3 separate regions of the Mus musculus genome follow, and all the other regions are linked to region 1. Evidence: chromatin loops called from intact Hi-C (ENCODE). Cell type or tissue: left cerebral cortex. All regions are shown on one strand. Links, peaks and the distances in the headings refer to the core of each region. The heading gives the core; the rest is flanking DNA.

Region 1 (5,415 bases), core at 416-5,415:
CCTCAGCATTCACTCATGGGCTAGCTCTCCAGCTTTCTTATCTAAAGCTACTTCAAGATCCTGTGAAAGCCTGCAGTGCCTCAGAGATGATTCTTTTCCCCATCGCTCTTCTGTACCAGGGACCTGACTGACAAACTGGTGTTCCTGAGGCACAACTGATGGGGCTGCCATCACCCTTGGGGCTCAACATAGATGCCCACAAGGAACAGAGAGAGCTAGGCATTGCATCTCTCCACTGAGGAGGCTCCACCACCTCACTCAAGAGCCAGGCCCAGAACATAAGGTGACTTTAATATTCATAAATACAAGTTGTTGTCTCAGGGTGTGTATGTGTGTGTATGTGCGCACGCGCGTGCATGCTTTCCTCCCTGCTTGGTAGTTACTTTATAGGGCTATGACTGAAGTATAACCACGCTGCTGGTAGCAGGCTGGCAAACAGCCAGAGATACCAGTACATCCCAACTAGGGCATCCTCCACCGCTGGATACTTGGCATGCAGCATGGCTGTGGGGAGGGAGTAACCATCAGGCACTCACAACTTCACAAGCTCCCTGTGACCTGTATGCATCTCCGTCCCAGCTGCTGACATGGGCTGAACAGTGCTTATTTCTCTACAAGGGCAACATATTAGTAAAATAAGAACCAGAGTTTCTCAAGTTACAGTTAGCAGAATTTTTATCTTTTGCACCCATTCCAAGCTCTGCACACCCTCAACCCCCCCCCAAAAAAATCCTCTTTGCGTTACAAGTTAACGTTTGTTTTCATAAAATACTTAAACAATAATGTTTTTAACATAAGTATATGACACCACACTTTTTTCCATCTGATCAAATGCCTAAGATCCAAAGTTTGCATAGGTATGCTTCCTTTTGTGCAAATCTTACTGAATTAAGGCTGTCTTGAGTTTTGGTTGTGCTCCAATGATTAGAACAGCTCTCAAGCAACAAGAAAAAAAATCCTGCATTCCAGATTCTCTCTGTGTGCGAAGTTTTGGGCAGACAGCTGGGGCTTGGGGATTTTCCCCACAACATTAAGGCAATAGGTATGGAAAGATTGCAAGTCCTAGAAGTAAAATTCAGAGCAGCCAATGATGTGTCCTATGTGGCAGGAGGAGCTCCGTTCTTACATTTCACTTCTTGCAGAGGCTGCTAGGCCATGTGTGTGCCACCATGGAGGAACCTCCGTGAGACTGCTGAGGCACTGACCCCCACCAGGCATCCAGAGGTCACAGAACCTCCGTGTGCGCTCCATGGCATCTGAGCTACAAACTGAGGGTCTCTGTCTCCTCCATCCAAGGCATGGGAGACAACTACAAACCATCTGAAGAGGAAACACAGCTGAAAGAGCCTGCCAAGGAGACAGCCGGCTCACAAGACATTCTGTGTAACAAGGGGAGACCCGGCTGGAGAGAGGAGGTGTACCAAAACCCCCCGATAAATCAAGTATTGTCAGGAAATATCAAAGTAGACATTTTTGATAAGCAGCTTTGCATTTAACATTCAGTCAAGACACTATAACCTTATAAAACCAAATCTCTATGAAAATAGTAGTATAAAAAGCTAACAGCAAGAGTCTTCAAAGTCTCCCAGGATCTTGTAACACAGAATGGAGTGTTCTTGGGCCAAGGCTGCCAGCTCCTTCAGGAACTCTGGGAAGAGAGCAGCAGCCAGCATGGTGTTCTTCACTGGCAGAGGCAGGTTTGGGGGTGCCCTGGTCACCTTGGCTCTGTTGCCTAGGAAGGGCTGAAGCACACGTGGAGGGCCATCCAAAAGGGTCTTGTCACTTTCTGGCCTGGAGATCTCCTGAATGGGATCTGAAAACAGAAAGAAGACAGTTCTGGGACTCTTACATGACAAGTGTGTGTGTAAGGGGCAAGTGGATTCATGGAGGGAATAGTAGTGGGTGCAGTTCCTCTCCCGACTAGATCTGCAGACAGCCCTGATATTCTCCATGACAAGCTTGTCCAGCTTGTCATAGCTAGCACTCAGCTTGTAACACAGAACTGTCTATCTGAAATCACATACACAGGAAGAGATGTGGCAATAATACCGGGTTGGCAAGAAATTCCCAGCTAGACACTGTACTGACACCCTGAAGTCCTGATTATCTGGGAGATCAAGGAAGAAGGGTCATGTGACTCAGTAGTTCAAGATCAACCTGGGCAACAGCAAACCCCTGACTGGATGGATGGATAGATGGACAGACACAGACAGTAGGCAGACAGACTGACTTCCAATAGCTCCTGCTACCACTGCTGACAGTTGAGTGGAGACTGGGCTCATGGGAAATCTACCAAAGACACCTGTGGCCCCTCTGCTCTCCTGATACCCAGTACTGAGCCAACTACTCTACTCCTGCCAGGGCCACCCTGGTCACCAGGTGCAGCTCCTTAAACTCCTGTGTTCTGCAGCTATTGCTCTGACCTCAGCTTCCCAGAAACCCCAGCCCATTCTGTCTGGGTCCTCTAGCCTCCAGAACACAAGAAGAGTAAGAGATCCCTCTAGATCACCAGAGATAATGGGATGGACTAGGCTAAGAATTCACACAGCCATCAGGATCTAATGGCAACAAAGGGCTTGGACAGCCAGCACTTAAAGAGGGCTCCAGGGGCCTGTGTCTCCCTCAGCAACATAAATCTAAGATGGCACGAGCCCAGGTTCCAACACATCCAGCTGATTTGCATTTTTATACCAAATCGGTTCTCCTAATTAAAATGGTTCAATCTCCCTGACTGATTCCTGAGCTCTCCAGCCCTCATATGTTTGTAGGAGTTCTTTATGCCACCTCTGCCCCTCCCCAAATGATCCCATCAACCCTCCCAAATCACGGTATCCAGGCTCTTCATTATTCTGGCTGCTTTTTAGAATTCAGCCCCATTTTTCAACACTTTTCAGAGTGTTGCTTAACGACGGCACTAAAAATTCTTGACATTTATAGTACTTTCTACATCTCACTACTATAGTCTTTAGTGTTAAAAAAAATCCTCTACTTTGCTGCTTTAAATATCCTTTTGGATTAAAGCATATCACAGTTCGTGTCACAGAGAAGTTGTTGAGAATCTGTCTCCTACTATCTCTTATCAGAGCTCCCTCTAGCCCCATCAGGGGTATTAACAATGCAGAGGCCCAAGGTCAGCCTTGGTGACCCACCCACACTGGTCCTCAGACACTTCAGGTCTCCCACGAGCCATCGGAGCTCACTGGGGAAGCTGGCCTGGATCCACTGGGGATCAGAACACCCAGACTGGAATCTATGCTGTGCTGGCTGCCTCGTCCCCTGCAGCTCCGTCCCCACATTTCCCTTCACCCACATCTTACTAAGCTTCAGAGGCACTGGGACTATAGCTAAGAGCACAGATTCTGTGACCTACCTACCAGCTGGGCTACTCCAGGCAAGTGGCTTCACCTCTCTGTGCTCTCACTTCCTCTGACTGTCAGAAGCTCATGGCATTGCTATAATGATCAAGTGAGTCACCAGGTATCAATACACAGGGGCCACACTAGACTGCATGTGGCCCACTTCAGCTGCCACTCACTTCCCGAAAGCCCCTCTCTGCCCGGGTCCCTGCCCCATTCACTGGAGGCTGGCACAGGGTTTCAGCCACACACTGCTCTTTTCAAGAGCCAAGCCCCCTGAGAATGTCTCACAAACCCTGGCCAGTCTATCCAGGGAGCCTACAACACTTTGCAGAATGTGTGACCAAGGAAATAACCCCCCACTCCTCCACACTCAAGTTCTCCTTAGAGCTGCCTCTCACGCCTAACCTCCACTTCCCAACTCAACCCCACCCTGCTCGCTAAACCATGCTCTTTGTGGATTTTTTACATCTAGCGTGACTTGTGAATTGGAGATGTCACTGCTAAGGTTTGCCTGCCCAGCTTGAATCCACAAATCATTGTTCATGACACAGAAGAGCAGCAAAGGGGTCCGAAGACTTACAGGGACATCCTTCAGGCAGTTCCAGCATCCCCTGGGGTGGACCCGAGCTGGCTTACCACCAGGAGATGGCCTTTCAATGTGTCACAAGTAGGCAGATTTGAGTGATTACCCTGGCCTGGATCACCAAGGCTGTTTCCTTTGCTGTAAAATGGGTTAGCATCTAGCCACCTTCTAGAATCAGAGCTCAGTTAAAGGAGTCTTTACATTAAGTCGGGTCATGGCACTATTATTGTGTAGTTTTAATGTATTTGAGTGGGAGTTCTTTCTTCTTCCTCCTCCTTTTCTTCCTCCTTCTCCTCCTTTCTGCTGAGAAAGTAACTAAACCTCAGGAGCCAATGACCTGGTCCCTTCAGTCATCACAGAAACCTCTCCATCCTCCTGCTGTAGAGCAGGGATCCTTTTAACTGCTCCCTGAGGAGGCTGCCTTTTCCGAAGGGACACCAGGAAGTTAAGAATGCAGACGCTGACTGGGGAAGCAACTCTGGCTGCAGGCACCTGAGTTACAAAAGGGCCCAACAAGCATGCACAGCACCCGAAGGGAAAGCTAGGGAGAAGGAAGTGCACATCACATCAGGGCCAGGGCTGGCTTCTGAAATGGTGCCTGGCTCTGAAAAGCTGCTGCAGACTGTCAAAGACTAACTCAGAGGACTTCAGAAGCTGAGCAGGACAAAGGCTCCGTTCCTCTCCAGGCAACAGGGCTGGGCAAAGGGCACAGCCCAGAGTGGAGACCCACCTTCCCACTCACTGCACACAGCCCTCCCGCCCACAATGGCCTTACCTTCTCTTTTTGAATTCTAACAAGTTAAAACCTGGCCCCTCATTTCACCAGTGGTACTTAGCCCAACTTTCTTCTAAAATCTGCCGCGTAGTACCCCAAAAGAACCTCAATCAGAGTTCTTGCTGTGGCCAGAGAGTGCCTGAGAGATGAGCAAACCTTCCCTTTAACTGTCAAGAGAGGAGCTGAGAGTACTGCTGAGTGGTAGCGTGTGCTTAACCTGCTGGAGGCCCTGGGTTCGTGCCTAGCCCCATCTCCACAAACAGGAACATAAGACCCAGTGAAGCAAAGTGACCCGGATAACACAGCAGACACTAGAGACAGGAGCCAGTAGCTGCACACAGTGCTGGGCTCTTCTGAGCTTCTTATGAAGGTGTCAATCTCTCTCAGAGTCATGCTTCTGCCTCTCATACCCAGCCTTGTTTCTGGTCACCTGCCTTAGCTCGGAGGCCCCAGTCTCCCCACTGCTCAGCCGCCTCACAGAAGCTTTGTCCCATACCTGGACAAGCATGGCCAGGTAGGCCACAACAATACTGGACATTCGCTTGTTTGTGCTCACCAGGGCCTGCCTATGTCACAGCTCAGGAGACAGTGGCCATCAGATTTGTCTAACCAGAAACCAGGCCAAGCAGCAGTACTCCCCAGGCCTCGGGCTATTCTCAGCTCTCCTCTGTCACACCTCGCTGCCACCCACCTCTCTC
Region 2 (5,415 bases), core at 124-5,123, 640 kb before region 1:
GGTGGCACAACATGGTTCCTGCCCCTGGAACAGAGCCAGGGCATGGGCCTCCACAAGCGGTGATAGTTGCTGGGTGTGGGGCTTATTTATATATATAAACTTCATGTTCCTCCTTTGGAAAATATTCTCCCTACCAAGGTTATTGGGGGAAATGTCCTCTCTTCCAAGATTAATGACTCCATGCTATTCAGAGATAGCACTAATCTGGGAGCCAAGGCTATGTCTATGTCTCAGAGAAATGGGAAACACTGAGACCTTCAGACTAGCCCTTCAGGTGGAAAAGAACTCTAAACACATGAGTTGAATAATAATAATAATTTCTCAACTATGCAAAATATAAGGATGCAATATGGATTATATGAGGGGCTTCACAAATCTAAAAGAACAGATGCAATTGCACCATGAGCCAGCTTGTCAGAAAGATACAAAGGCAGGCAGATTCCTGAGTTCAAGGTCAGCCTGGGACAGAGCTAGTTTGGGCCTGGGTGTGGTGGAAATGGTAATCTCAAGACAGGATCCCACAGAGCTAGCTCATTGTGCTTACAAAGGTAGGCAGACCTCTGAATTCATTTGCAATGTTAAAAAAATGTGCTTGCTATCTTTTTCTAAGAATCAAGGGTCTAGGTCATAGGCTGCTGATTAATGGAATAATCAAAAGGGAATCTGGCGTAATGGCTGAATTGATATGTAAATAAAAGACTGGGCTTTTGATCTGCTAGAAATGATATTCAGAGTTTTTAGAATTGTATATATGAGGGAGAGAGAGAGAGAGAGAGAGAGACAGAGAGAGACAGAGAGAGAGAGAAAGAGAACAATCTGGAAAACTGTCTCGAGCAGAACATAGGGCATCAGCTTGTAGCCCATGATTTGACTTCAAGATTTTTTTTCTGCTGCTCTCAAAAACCCCTTCTCTCAGGAATGCACCCCTTCCCCCAACGCTGAGGCTGGTCCTTGGCCTGGGACCAGCTGCAGGGAGGCAAATCAACTTTACATGGGGTGATTCAAGGTTACATAATTTCAGGGAACAAGGGTATGTGTGGGGTAGAAACATCCAGGATGGGCAAAGTTCATTGGCTGGGGGCTTAGGGTACCAAAATGTCTCATTAGCATGGGGAAGCATTTCAGGAATCTCAGGTACTAGCTGAATGGGTTCTTATTGGGGGAAAGGAAGTTGGACCTGTAATCTTAATCAAAGGTAGGTGACATTCTGCAGGTAGAGGTATAGTGGGAGTTGAACTCCCCAGACAAGGTCAGAGAAGAAGAAGAAGTCATACCAATGAAGGGAGTTCTCCATATTGCACCTAATTCCAGAGCACTATCTGGACAATGGTAGACTTTGACCTTAACTAGCAGAGTTTTCCCACAGTGCAGTGGTATCAGCTGTTCTAGAAGTTAGTCAACAATCACAATGGTTGTCCTGGTGGATGCATGAAGCCACAAAAATAGAACAACGAAATGTAGCAAGGGGGATACATGTTACTAAAGATCAGTTGCTTGGTGAAAGGATGTCTTGTTAAAGCAGACCTGTAAAAGAATGTTTTTCTGAAGCAGACACAGGCTTTGCTATGTTTTCCTGTGGCAGACACATGAAAGGACATGTGATGAAGGAATATAGATATGACTCCATAGACAGTGTGAGACGAGCATTGAGCTTTGGTTTGGTTTACTCTGCCTTGCTGTTCTTGGTTAAGGACACACAGGTATTGGTTCACTTTACATAGCATTGTTGGGCTCTACTTGTGGTCATGCCACCATTGAGAGAAACTTACCAAAGAACTGCTCATGAGTTTCCTTCAGCTGTTTGCCTCTTCAGCGGCCTTAGGCCAGATGGTGAAGCCTTGCAGTTTCTTTAGGATTGAAGAACAGCTGCCTGTTTGTGTGTGTGGTGTTTGCTACAGGACTGAAATGCTGGCAAAGAGGATTTGAGCTGGCCCTCAAAGAGCTATTCCCAAACAGGTCCACTTCCCCCATAACCTGACTTTTCTACTATCTCTGGTGGGTGATGGGCTAAAGGAGAGGTTGAACCTTTATTAAAGTAGGTTATAAAACAGTATAGTCAACTTTACAGGATGTAGGAGACAACATTCTGGTTATATCTGTAAGGGATTATCTTGATTAGGTTAGTTAAGATGGAAGACTTGTCCTAAATGTGACCACTCATTGAAGTAGGAGGGTATTCAAGGCCAGCCTGGGTTACATGAGATCCTGTCTTAACCCTCCCCACAGCAGCCCCAAGCAAAAGCAAACAAGCAAGCTAACAAACAAATGAAAACAACAAGAATTAATTATAAGAGGGTCAGAGTGTAGCTCAGTGGTAAACATTTGCCTGGTGGACATATAGACCTGGCTTTAATTCTCGGCACTGCAAAATGGAACTAAAACCAGAGGAGGGATGGCAAAAACAGTACTCACATCACACAGCTTGTTAAGGATTAAATGAAAAACACAAAGTGCCTCGAGGAGAGTCTGGTACCATTGGAAAGGCCCACTGTGTGCTAGCTATTACAATAACCAGGAGTCCTATTCTACCCCAAAGAGGTATCTGCAGATCAGAAGAAGCCCTGTATCCACAGGGTGGGAAGAGATGCTCTAAACCTCTCACCCCAAGAAGTAGCACAAACTGAAAATAGAAATAGCTTAAGAAAGGGCTGTATCATGAGTGGGGCTCCATCATGAGTGGGTAACCTTTTCTCTACCATAAGCTCATGACACATAGAGGGAGGAAAATCCATTTCTGGCCCCACCTAAGTCACAGCAGCCATCATGGGCTGTGAAGAATTCAATTAGTCACTGGTTGCCATGCCAATGCAAGCATCACCCTTCCACCTACTCCACCATCAACACATTTGAATAAGTAACAATGATAATACCATGCACTAAAAAAATGCTATTTTTAAAAAAACTTAAATGTACTTCTGTCAAAAGTCTGGTTTTTCAGAAATAATTGCTGTAGGCCAGATAAAGATTTGCATAGGATTCCTAAAATGGGCTGAATATCATCACAGAAGAGAAATATCTGTGATTATAAAGACAGTCCTTGAGATTGGGGGACTTGGGATGGGAAGGCAAGCTTCTCCTAATATTCAGAGGTGATGGAGATGAAGTTGGGACAGATAGCTCTCACTTCAGCACCACCCTCCTCACACCCTGCCGCCTGACCCAGGTCCCCAGTCTTCACCATACCCTACCCAAGTGTTAATTGATATTTGTAATTTGATGCTTTGTGGCTACAGCTTTAACAAGTGTATTTTAGGGACCTCAGAATTAGTGTCTCAGAATCGATTCTGAGAAAACCATTACTGACATATAATAAGATTTATAATAGAAAAAGCAAAAATAAAACCAAAACAAAAAAATAGAAGTAGTCTAAAATATTCCAGCCATTGTGTACCCGCATGCTAGGATGTGGCTGTTAAAAATGAGGTTGTCAGAGAACAGCTGATGATGCAGGAAAATGGTATGTATTGTTAAGTGGAGCAAGCAGGTTACAGAGCTGGGAATTTGATGAAATCCAGGTTTGATGTATGCTATTTTATGCAAATATATGCATAGGAAAAACTAGTAGTGTGTTACTCTAAAATGATAATAATGGTTATTTCTGGATAGCAGGATCACAGGTGACTTTTGTTTTTCTTTTGTGCCTTCCTATATCTTCAAAAACCACTTAAGATAATTTTATATTTCTTCTATAACTATATAATATCCAGTCAGTGTTCTTCACACACTGAGGGCTGTTCTGAGTTTGTTGCAGGAGAGTAGGGGAATGCAGGGAGGACTGCACTTGGGCCTTCTGTGTCTAGTCCCCTGTCTTACTTCTTGGATCCCGGCAGTCATGTCTGAGGGGATCAAGTCATGCCTGAGATGACCTGGGCTCTCAAGGGATTAACTATCTCCCTGAGGAGGCATTTTTACATGTGTTATTCTGGCCAACCTAGTGCCACTATTAATAGTGGCTCATATCAGTGTGCACTTTTTGGTAACTGAGATGAACACAGATGCTGCCTAAGAGGCCTCTGGTATTCTAACAGGAGGTCACCACTGGGCTCCACATTAAATTTCAAGACCAAACACCTCCACTGTTATGTTCTGTCCTATGGATCCCATCCCATCTTCTAGCTCCTTGGAAAAACCAAGAAGAGCAGAGTGAAAATCTCTGCAAGTCCAGGCTTGATGGTTGTACTTAGAAGTGACCTAAGATATGACTATTTCTTCTATGCTATTTTTCAGAGTATAGGTCTTTACTTATGGGCCCCAAACTTTCTGGCATTAAAAAAAGCAGACTCCTGGGTTCTGTCCCAGGCAAAACATGATCAACATTTTTAGGTGTGGAAGATGGAAAGAAGTGCTTCCCCAAGAACTGGAGGTGGCAAAGGAAGATCGCCAAAGGATGAGTCTGGACTGAGCAGCATGCAGAGCTGTTTCCTCGGGATTGGCCGCTCCTCCTTTGGACGCTCAGGTCTAACAACTGAACTCCTCCCTTGGCTGAATGCTGGTTCTCTGTGAGACACATGCTTCCACTCATCTCCCCAACCTCCCACAGCAAGTTGTCATCTACCTAAGGAGACAGAAACTGTGGTATGTAGTGCAAGGTAAGATATGGAGTCGCCAGGGTAGCGTGAACCAGGTAGGCTTTGTCCGCACAGTTGCTTGAGGTAGTACCTCCTTCCCTCCTGCCACCATGGCCTACTTGTGTCAGAGACAATAGATGGCCAGCTGTCTACTGAACAAGGATGTAATTTTCTGTGCTTCTTTCAAACTAGGCTTAGTCCCGTGAATAAATTCTAGTCATGGGAATGGAGGCTATGATAACAATGATCATAATCAAAATGGAGTAACATTGATTCTGGGCACCTGAAATGGAGTTAGGGGTCATTACTAAGCACATCTCAATCTGTCTTCTGCTGAGCCTTTGAGCCAAACCATTCTCTGGGATAGACCAAACTACAGTTTGCTTAAACATCGTTTGCTACCCTCTGATACACTGGACCCTGGGTACACCTGGAAGCAGAGACTGCTGGATTCGATTCTCCTCTGATAAGATAGTCTAAGGCTTACAGCACCTACATTAATTCTTAGCTAACAATAGGCTCAACATCAGAATTTCAGCTTGTTTCCAGGATTCTGTGAGTCTGTGCTCTCCCCCGATCGCAATCCTAATTAACTCCAAATAAATGTAATTTGTTCTTGACTGGGTTGATTTCATTCCTGCTCAGCGCCTCTGTCCTGCCTCTGCAGTGTGGCTGTGGTATGAGCCGTGTGAGCAAAGTCCACACCAGAAGAGTCACAGAGTAAAGCTTGGAAAGAGCGCTGGTGCTAAGTGCCCTCGCAGAAAGAGCACGAGGCTTGGCAGGAGAGAAAGAACCGTTGGTTACGCTTGAGTTGGTGGTTTCCTGGGTGCCTCCTTGTTGCCGTAAG
Region 3 (5,415 bases), core at 124-5,123, 140 kb before region 1:
GACTGAATTCTCGGGTATTGGGAGTGAGGACTTCAACAGAGGGGATTGATTGGCTCCAATAGTGCCCACAGGTACAAAATTTACTTGGCTCGTTCCCTTGGTTGTAAGAAAAAGTTAAAATATATTGATAGCCAAGCTTTCCTCGTACCATGAAAACTCCTACAATCAGACCCGGTAGAATTAGCCCATTTTAATAGTTCTTCAGCTATACTGGTTAATTTTGATTGCCCCATGGGATGGCCATAGGTATTTCTATGGGGTGTGATTTTGGAGGAGTTCAACATTTAAATTGATAAACTAAATTCAGCAAGTTGTTTACATCCAACTGGTTAAAGGCCTGAATAGAAGAAAGGCCACCCTTCTTCCCTAAGAAAGAAGAAATTATCCTTTGTATCTGCCTTTGAGCTGGGATGCAGGTTTTCTTTCAACTTTAGACCTGACCCGAAACAGTGGTCCTTCCTGGGTTATGAACTTGCAGGCTTTGAGACCAGAGCCACAGCAAGTGGCTCTCAGGGGCCTTCATCTGGCTTGGGCTTGTCTGCCCCTTAGTCTTATGATTCCTACAATAAAATTCTTATAATGAATCTTTTTATCTCTATGTACTCTATAATCCTACATATCTTATTTACAATCCCCCCTCTGTGTGTGTGTGTGTGTGTGTGTGTGTGTGTGTGTGAGTGTGCACGCGTGCACATGTCTTTCTTATAGGTGCTATATGCCATTCTAATATACGATCAAATTCTGAAACCACTGATATATAAATCACAAATAAGCGAGCAATGCTATCTGGGGGAAGGCTTTTCAAATTCTATGTGAACATTTGAGGAGAGCCATAACTGGATGGGGAAAGAGCCTGAGCAAGTGGAACAGGAAGAGAGGGTGGATAGAAGGACTGAATCTTTGGAGAAGCTAAGATGGACAGACTGACTAAGCCTGGATGCAGCCCTGCTGCAGGTGCCATGGTTAGGCAATGCAGAGAGCTGTCACTGAAAGATTTTCCAGAAGCAGTAATGTATCATTTCTGTGTTTCAGAAAGATGAATCTAAAAGACATGGAGGAGAGGGGAGAAAAGACAACGTGAGAGGACTGATGAGGCCATTCATGCAAAACCCTTCTGGGGACTAGATGTTTGTGCTCGACGCAAAGCCACATGTTAAACCCCAAGCCCCTACAGTGTGACAACATTTGAAAAGAGGCTATTTGGAAGATAATTGGGTTTAGATGGAGTCAAGAGTCTAGAGACTTCATGGTGGAGTGACTGTCCTTAGAAGAAGAGGAAAGGACAACAGAGCTTCCTGTCTCCTTCATCGGGGACAGAGAAGAAAGCACCTGTCTGTAAGCCAGGGGTGCTCACCAAAAGCTAAGCAAGAGGAGCTGTGGACCTGAGCTAGAGCAAACAGATTGTGTGTGTGTGTGTGTGTGTGTGTGTGTGTGTGTGTGTGTGTGTTAGAGCTACATTTACCCAGATTGGGCAACTAGCCTTGGAATTGAGGAGGAGGTGTTGTATATGACTTCAAAGTCCCTAACTTAGGTGACTGAGAAGATGGTGGTGTTTAAGATTGGGAACACAGGAGGAGAAACAGATTTTGTGGAGGATGTAATGAGTTCAGTGCATTTAAATTTGAGGTAGCACGGGGCATTTGTTCAGATGCATCCAGGGAGCTGATAAAAATAGGTTTCTGGCCTTCACTAAAGTGGTTATGCTCTTTATAGAAGAAGACTCAGGAATAATGGAATGTAGACAATGACATCATTCATGGTTAGAAAGATCTAGGGAGATTGTGAAGGGGCTGGAAGTAGGAGCTTAGGATATGCAACTGTTTAAAAGACCTGAGGCAGGGGAGAAGTTATCTAAGAAGCTAAGACCAAGCAGAAAAAAAAGAAAGCATGTGACAATGACCTGGGGACCAAAGGATTTAACATGAATTACTAAGCAATGGCAAGAGTGTATCTATATCCCACAACTGAGGGAGAATGTGCCAGGAGGGACAGACTTGAAATACAGAACTCATTGCAAACTGTGTAAGTAGGAAGTCATGCCCTTCTAATGATGGTCAGGGGAAGGATTTCCAATTCTCCAAGTAACAAATATCCTTAAAATATAGGAATGATGGATATTGTTGAATGTTTCAAAGATGTCCCCAGGAAAGGTGGAGAGGATTAGCCTTGAGTATTAAATGAAGAGATATGTACGTTGATTATGTTTGCTTATAAAAATAAATAATGTTTATTTAAAAATTAAATAATGAATATATTGTGGAATAGAAAGATGTTACCATAACATTTAAAGATGAAGAGAATTCAAGTATTTTAAGGTACACATGGGCCCACTGCCACTAGGGGTGCTGTGTTGGGACAGACATTAGCTGGAGGGCTGCACACTCCCAGTAAGTCAAATCCATGAGCAACTAGTCTGTTAATCCACACTCCAGCCTAGGAACATATAGCATCATGACCATAGTAATCTAAGGACCTGTGTGTGTGTGTGTGTGTGTGTGTGTGTGTGTGTGTGTGAGAGAGAGAGAGAGAGAGAGAGAGAGAGAGAGAGAGAGAGAAACAGAGACAGAGACAGAGACAGAGACAGAGACAGAAGACAGAGAGAGACAGAGAGAGATTAAAAATTAAGAGAAAACTTGTTGTTTGCCAGGACTTAGTAAACCTTTTTAAAACCTGATATCTATTTCTTCTGATGGAGACAGACTATTCAGTTGCATAAAGCACCTTTTATCCTATCAGACTACATGGCAAAAGAAACATCCTTCCTTTGACTTGATGAGAACTCAAAGGAGTAGTCTCTGGTTCTACATCAGCCCAATTCAGTGACTCCTTGGATGGAGAAAAACTAGCACTCTTTTTCTAAAACATAGCAATAGCCCAATCGCTGAGACATGGTGATTGAAAATAGGCCCCTAACATTTCAAAATCTCAATAACTATGGCTCTTGGTAAATTGTTCCTTTAAGAGAGTCTGCAGCATGCACACAGCCTGGTGGGTGGGAACCTTCAGGTCTGTTCCCCTATTCTCTTAGGCGAGATGATCTCTAAGGTTTTTGCTGTCTCTGAAGGACTAAATAGCTGCTGTGTCTCACCTACTGTGACAGGTGGCTCATCACATTGATGAGTCCTAAGTACACACCTTCCTGGCACATACGACAAAAGTTGTTACCAGGGACTGGGGTATTGCTGTGATTGGCCTGACTATGCTTTTGTTTGGAGGAATGTAGATTTTGGGACTTTGGAAAGCAGTGGAATGCTTTAAGTTAGGCTTACTGGGCCATCCTGGTAGGAAGATGGAAGACTCTGTGGCTGAGTATGGTTTGAACTGTGCAGATTTGGTTTCAGTGGAGAAGAATTTCAGAATGTGTCCTAGAGACTGTTTTTGTGGGATTTTGGTGAAGAGTGTGGCTGCTTTTTGCCCTTGTCTGAAGAGTCTACCTGAGTCTAAGGTAAAGAGGTTTATATTAATTGCATTGACAAAGGTAGTCTCAAAAAAGCCCAGCAGAGACTTTGTTCTCTGGTTAAGTCTCATGAAGAGCATTTTGAACAAGTATAGCAAGCTTAGAAAGAAAAACTATAAAATATATGATCAAGTATTAAGCAGGCCCCAGGAAGGGAAATGGAACTGAATCCTTTGCTCTAGGAGATAAGTGAAGATAAAGGAGATTAAGGGAATATGGGGCAAGATCCGACCCAGCTAAATTTAGATCCAGGCATGATGGTACACACCTTTAATCCTAGGAGACAAAGCCAAGCAGATCTCTGAGCTCAAGGCCAGCCTGGGACAGAGCAAGTTCTAGATGAAGAAAACTTTAAGTCCTGGTGTGGTGGTACACACATTTAATTCCAGGAGACAGGCAAGCAGGTCTCTGAGTTCAAGGTCAATCTACAGAGCACGATCCAGGACAGCCAAGCTTAGGCAATGAAGGAACTGGAAAACAGAAAGCTAGTGATAATGTAATAGAACAAGGGCCATGTTCCAGTTCCTGCAAGTGGCAGAACTCAGCAGCTTTGGCAGTGTGGCTCTGACTTTAGAATCCAGAATAGAAGGCACTACTGGGACAATTGATGCTGGTTAGCTGGAGGTAAGGAATTAGCTGTGATTAAGAAGAGACCAGCATCACTGAGGTGAAATCTTCTGGAAAGTGTTTTCTGAGAGCACAAAGAACCTGTGTTCCAGAGATAGCCAAGGCTGTACCTCATGCTGCAGCTGTACTTGGTAATGTGTAGGAGTCACTCAGGTGGTATTGGTTTTGAAGGCATGAAGGGGTCATGAAGAACAGCTGGAGCTTGGCACTGTGAGAGGCCATGGAAGGCCATTGGTGAAGGTGCAGCTCCAGTTGCAGTTGACAGCCCAGGACTGAAGGGGTCATGCAAAGGAGTTGAGGCTTTGCACCATGAAGAGAACCTTTGAGAGGCTATTGGTGAAGCTTAGGTGCTGTGGAAAACCCCAGCATATTGGAGATGCCAGTACCATGGGATCCCCATGGGATGCCATCACCAAGAACAGCAGCAGCAATTGATCAACCTGACTTAGAGGGCAGAGTTAGAAGAAGTGGCACCAGCCCTTTGGAGGAGCCCAGAAGATCATATGTGAATCCCAGACATTGAAACAAGAAGTTGTAACATTGAAGTTGCCTTGGAGACTCGAAGATTTTCAATATGCCAGAACTGTGGAATACCTGCTGAGAAAGCTACTGACAGGTAGTGGAGCTAGCACAGGAGAAAGAAGTTTGTTGCAGTCAACAAAGATGACAAAGGAGTTGGAGATCTGAAGACTGCTTTGACATCGGACATGGAGATGCAGAGTTTGGAGTTTGTCCAGCTGGTTTCCTGTCTTGCTTTGGGGATTACAGTTAAGTGATTAGATGCATCTCAGAAGAGACCTTGAACTTTGGACTTTTAACCTTGTTGAGACAGTTACAGACTATGGGAACTTTGGAAGTTGGACTAAATGTATTTTTATTATATGGCCCCCATGTTTGAACAAGCCTATGGAGGCTCTGGAGTGGAATGAGATGGTTTGTATATGCCTGAGCCAGGGAGTGGCACTAGTAGGAAGTGTGTCCTTGTAGGAGTAGCTGTGTCACTGTGGGTTGTGGACTTTAATACCCTAGTTATAGCTGCCTGGAAGTCAGTATTCTGATGGCAGCCTTCAGATGAAGATGTAGAACTCTCAGTTCCTCCTACACCATGCCTGCCTGGATGCTGCCATGTTCCCATCTTGATAACGGACTGAACCTCTGAACCTGTAAGCCGGCCCCAATTAAATGCTGTTCTTTTAAGAGTTGCCTTGGTCATGGTATCTGTTCACCCTAACTAAGACACTTTGAATGCCCCTCCCTGGTCTGGAACTGTGAGTAGTGTGATGGGTGGACTTCTGATTCTGCGTTCTTGACAATCCTGGAGAGGTACGGAG

What was found. Peaks named below come from ENCODE experiments on the same cell type or tissue, not always from the same donor. Only the 100,000 strongest peaks of a DNase experiment are listed, where the experiment ranks them.
Region 2: a loop joins it to region 1, with 2.4 times the contacts of the local background. A loop is called at or near these places in 2 of 42 quality-filtered maps.
Region 3: it touches region 1 in a loop (3-fold over the local background); 2 of 42 quality-filtered maps call a loop at or near these places.

What each region holds. Positions count from the first base shown.
Region 1 is chr3:85,659,406-85,664,820 of GRCm38, forward strand. It overlaps Fam160a1 (family with sequence similarity 160, member A1), which reads right to left. Exons shown (of 12, transcript NM_172682.3): 12 at 658-1,813. The coding sequence ends at 1,560. Among named protein-coding and RNA genes, the nearest start is that of Gm40082, 51 kb to the right of the region's middle. In left cerebral cortex, for the core only: CTCF peaks have their summits at 3,066 and 3,270; DNase peaks (open chromatin) are centred at 1,035, 2,198, 2,714, 2,890 and 3 more places; H3K27ac peaks cover 4,621 bases.
Region 2 is chr3:85,017,589-85,023,003 of GRCm38, forward strand. It overlaps Gm30944 (a long non-coding RNA gene), which reads left to right and starts at 5,328. Exons shown (of 2, transcript XR_375760.2): 1 at 5,328-5,410. In left cerebral cortex, for the core only: no CTCF peak of the experiment used is centred there; DNase peaks (open chromatin) are centred at 2,753, 3,421, 3,851 and 4,437; H3K27ac peaks cover 4,502 bases.
Region 3 is chr3:85,519,995-85,525,409 of GRCm38, forward strand. No RefSeq gene overlaps it. Among named protein-coding and RNA genes, the nearest start is that of Gm31419, 31 kb to the left of the region's middle. In left cerebral cortex, for the core only: a CTCF peak has its summit at 2,342; DNase peaks (open chromatin) are centred at 946, 1,575 and 2,323; H3K27ac peaks cover 4,192 bases.